Regions from separate parts of the Homo sapiens genome. Here region 1 is linked to region 2. A link is an interaction called in ENCODE POLR2A ChIA-PET data of the cell type or tissue named here. Cell type or tissue: OCI-LY7. All regions are shown on one strand. Region 1 has its middle 130 kb from the start of LINC00347. Region 2 has its middle 49 kb from the start of LINC00347.

Region 1 (2,500 bases), 180 kb after region 2:
TCTTCCCTGAGCTGTTATCTTCTGCAGGGGGTCTAGGAGAACCTGAGCATAGTTGTCCCTACTAGATCTACTCCATGGATGAAGAGTAGAAGAAAAAAAATAGCTCTTTTTTTGTACCACAAAGCCAGTCGATATTGTGGCCTGCTCTGGAAATTAGCCAATACCCATGCACAAGAACTGGCACTGGTCAGAAAGCCACAGAAGATGAGCCTTTGCTCCCCTGGCAGTTCTTGCAGTGTTGCTGGCTTCAGGGTTTGCTACTATTGTGTTTCCAGCTGGCATGACTGCAGGCGTCTTGCTTTCACGAGCTTTTACCCCATCCATACATTAAGAATGGGACACACTGTACCCCAAATCACTAACACCAGGAAAAATGCCAATTTCAACATTTAAACAGTTTCATACTTTGCAAACGTTGTTTGCTGATGATTCGATATTTGCAAAAACAACAACAACAACAACAACACCTTATGTTAATCTTAGTAGTCAAATCCAAGCCTTAGGGCTTAACTAGTGACAGATGCTCTTTCGCATGGTGGTGCCTGAGTTAAATAATTTCGCTGAATAAGTTAATAGGTAAGTGATTATACCTAAATTAAATAAAAATTGAAATTTATATTAAAATATACATAGAAATGTGTATTAAAATACATACTAAATATATGTATATTTAATGTGTATATGTATCCATATATATAGATCGCACACTTTAGATAAACTGAAACGATTATTCAAAAAGCCCAGATATATGCCTCATTTTCCCTGAAGAAAGTACTTGGTTTCCAAGAAATTTATGCTTCAGCAGCTCTTGTAGCAATAAATAAAAATCTGAGGGACAGAATGTGATTCAGAGATATCCGGAGTCTACAATTTATTCCCAAACAGAAGGAGTCAATATAAATCCTGTGAATTTCATTGTCTGCTGCCAGAAAACCTATTTAATTATGAATAAGAAATGCTTAGAAATGTTCCCTCTTTAGGGAACACAGTCCTTATTTGGAACACAAGACCTTGTAAGCCCTTTAAAAATTACCCATTGTAAGTACAACACTGTCATCTTAGTTCATCATTAGGGAACTCTGCAACTGGAATAACTCCAGACCTTCTTAGTATATTAGAAAGATGGTCATGAGAACACATTGAGGTTTCATTGAATTCTCAGAGCTTTTTGTTACATGACCTGTTTTTAGTTATTCTTTTTACTTAGTTGGTTTGATGTGATTTCCATATTATGAATTGGATCCAGATGTTCAAATAGTAACTTAGACACACACTTTAAAGGTGTTTTTACTGTAAAAATAATGTCCTCTAAATATATTAGCCTATTATAAGAGTCAAAGTAATTAAATTTAAAACACAATAAAACTACAGAGGTAAAATATATTTTCCCTTTATGACCCAACTCTCTAGGTGTATTCCAGAAGACCAAGAAGTTCCTCAGCTCTGCTCATGTTTGGGCCGTTAGAGTAGCGCAAAGGTGAGCCTGTTCTTACTAGACACTATTTGATAGATGGGTTAGTTGACCTCCATGACAAGAAATATTTTGCATGAGTTTAAATCAGTACTCAGTATATAACTTAATTAGGATGTGTTCAGTCTCTACAGAATGTGTTGAAACCAAAAGAACTTCTTAACTGGTATGCTACAGTGTGCCATGAGTAGGTTGCAGGTAGATGAGGTGCTAATCATAGGCACTGTAAAACTGGCCAGGAGGGGGTGCCTGAGGCCACTGAAGTCCTTGAGCAACTTGTTTCTGTCTGAGAAGATTCTGCCCTGTGTACTCCAGTGTTCCATACAAATATAACTCTATATGTAGCCATATGTGTAAAGATCGAAAAGCAGTAGCTCAATAATAGATGTTGAATTTTCACTAAAGCAAGCAAGACATCTAAGGGCAAGCTTTCCAAAATTTGTTCCATGGCTCAGTAGTGTCATCAAAGACCCAATCTCATTTCATTCTTCTATTTCAGCATTCTCAGCATGCTGACATTTGTCTCCAGGCTGGTCACCTCATGGTTGAAAGATGGCTGACAAAACTCCAGGTTTCACATTTTTAAACGGGAGCAACTGAAGCAGAAGTGAGGGAGATATTGAAAGAAATCATTTCTCATGTGGCCTTCATTTCTTTAAGGGAGGAAAACCCTCGTGAAAGTGATCTCCTATACTTCTACTTATGTAGTATTGACTAGAATGGTGTTACTTTCATGTGGACATTGATGCAGGGGGATAGGATTACCATAAATAGCTTGGACATTCATGGCGTGGGCATACTGCCACCTGAATACAATAAAACAGAAGTGCAGTTAGCAAGAAATATAGGAGAATGACTGCTAGGTAAGCAACAAATAGTGTCAGCTATTGAGAGATTTATCAAAAGGAAATAATGTTGTTTATAATTTTAAGAGTCATAACCACTTGCAAGTTAAAGGTAATATATAATTTCTCAAGTCTAATTAACCTCTTCTCAAGCCTTCAACTCTATCTGCTTCAGCTTTTGTAA
Region 2 (2,500 bases):
TGCTGGAGAACTGTCCTGTAGGTTTATCAGTTCAGTATTCCTGTCATTATTGTACAGGTGAGGAAACTGAGACTCACATTCAGTTACTTGTCCAAGGATCTCAGGACTAACTCCATAATTGATATTCTCTCAGGATGTCACACATTTCTGTCCATCTGTGTCCTCCATCTTTGAGAAGATGAAATCAGACAACTTAGCGATGGAGATAGTTAAAGAGATTAGGAACTCATGGGAGTGGAATGCAGTAGAAAGAACTTTTTCACGTAAGAGACTGCAATTCTTCACATCTCTGTCTGTTCTGTTTTCCCCTTGAATGCTTCAGCTAGAATGAAAGAAATCTATTTTCTAATTACAAAAAATATCTTTATTGAGACTACGGTATTGGGGCAGGGATTCTATACCTCCATCTCTCAGACCCATTGACAATTCATTTTTAATTTCTCTCTTCGTGTTCTGGGACTTCTTCAAATCTACACACAAATTTTACTTCTGTTGCTTTTTCTCTACTTTCTAGGCCAAAAATGAAAAATAAAGAATGAGGATTTCAGCTCATGGTTAAGAACATATGTGTGATTTTTCATACCTGGCCATAGGCAATTCCAAAGCTGTACCTGGCAGGCCATTCAGGAGGAAGCTGCCTCCTCACACTATGGTGCAAAGCCAGTGCATTACTTTCTGAGAGGAGTTGCAGTAAGGACTCGCGTCCCTCTGGCAGGTCATGCTGTTTCACATATTTACAGTCCTAGCCCAGGTGCTTTCATTCCTAGGTCTCTTTATTTGAGGCCTACAGTAGAGGTCTTCAGTTGCCTCTACCAAGGACCCCTTACAGGAGGCAGAAGCGAAAACCTTGAAGACACTTTCCCCAACTCTGACTCAGGACTCAGTACGTTTCCACTCATAACCCTCAGCCCTTGCCCTCTCTCCCAACTGCAGAGTCTATAAAACTGCCTAAGTCTTTTGTTAGGGGCTCCCTTAACAGTGAGATGACCCCCACGTCTATGCAGATCCACCTGACCCTCAATTTGTGCATTGTCTCATGGGTGAAAATGGAACAGGGAGAGTTGGTACTTCCTGTGGTTTTAGACTGTTGCTTATACCATCACAGTAAGTGATCAAAGCTTTGGCTTTTTCACTTTTTTGACTTGTTGCCTTAATTGGCTACTCAGACACCTGACAGCTCAGCTAGCTCACTCTCTCCCAGCTTGGCTGAGCTCCTGACAAAGGAAGCCCACTGGAAGATGAAATGGATCTGGAAGCTGTGGACCTACTGAATTTTCTTGAAGCAAACTTTGCAGACCAGCTTTCAGAGGAAGAAGAAAAACAACTGATCCCAGCAAGTAATAGCTTCACTTTTTTATTTCTCACACTACACTGAATTTCTCTTAAGTTCCAGCTTTCATTGTTGCCATCTTTGGCAAGCTTCCCATGACAGAAAATGGTTTTATAGTGATGTCTGCTATATGCCCACAACATTGTAAAACAGTTGAGCTTATTTCATAAAATTATACAAATTACATGAATATTAATATAATAAGAACACCACATACAACACATGTTCATATGTTTGATTAACCACTGATTGACTGAATAAATGAATGAATGGCCAGACAATCATATAAGGACTGCAGTATTGAATCCCGGAATAAGAAAAGAGAGGAGCAGTAAGCAGATGGCACCTGGGGATTGTGGAATCTATAGGGGAAGGATGGAAGGAACAGAACAGCAGGTAGTAGGTGGGGAGGAAAAAACATAGGAAGTAAAAAAGGCAATACTATACCTTTTGTTCTTACCTCAAAAGCTGAAAGATCAATTTTCTGTCTCCTGATTGATGTTTCCAAAAGCTTAATATGCTGCTGTAGAACAAGACCAGGAAATTGGAGAATGTCCCTGGCACCACCCTGCTGAGTTCTACCAAGTCTGGTTTGAATGAAATGAAAAGTCAAAGTACAGATATGTTCCATTTTCATTGGAAGCGAAAAGGTTTTTTTCCTTCAGTTGTTTCTTTTTCCCTCCAGAAAAATCTTATCCTTTAAAAAAAAAAAGCTAATACTATACCGGGGTCCACATTAGTCCTCTCCTTTCAGTAAATATAATTTTGACCAATATTATCCTGGATATTTCATTGTCTTGTCAACAAAAACATGGTAATTGGTATTAATGTCCGAAAATCAAAGCCTTTCGGAAATGATAGGCTTGATTTAGTACCACTGGCATGGCTCTCATTAAATCAGCAAAGTCTGTGTAGTACAAATGTGCAGATTCCTTTATTCATCACTGTAAGAACCTCAGGGAGCCTCACTGAAAATGCACATGACAGATCAGGTGGGTACGGCTGCAGCCCAAATAAAGACAAAATAGAAAATGCGAGCAACATCATATAAAATTTACCTCACAGAAGTCAGCAAGTAATCATTACTTAAGTAAATTATGCTTTTTACATAATCGGAAATGTTCTGTATTTAAGAGTCTTGGAGGGACAAATACACATTGCACTAAATAT

Evidence for each region. Peaks named below come from ENCODE experiments on the same cell type or tissue, not always from the same donor. Only the 100,000 strongest peaks of a DNase experiment are listed, where the experiment ranks them.
Region 1: POLR2A ChIA-PET joins it to region 2 with 5 read pairs; 3 of 35 experiments call an interaction of 5 or more read pairs at or near these places.

The regions. Positions count from the first base shown.
Region 1 is chr13:74,681,903-74,684,402 of GRCh38, forward strand. No RefSeq gene overlaps it. Among named protein-coding and RNA genes, the nearest start is that of LINC00347, 130 kb to the left of the region's middle. In OCI-LY7, no CTCF peak of the experiment used is centred here; no DNase peak of the experiment used is centred here.
Region 2 is chr13:74,502,460-74,504,959 of GRCh38, forward strand. No RefSeq gene overlaps it. Among named protein-coding and RNA genes, the nearest start is that of LINC00347, 49 kb to the right of the region's middle. In OCI-LY7, no CTCF peak of the experiment used is centred here; a DNase peak (open chromatin) is centred at 1,102.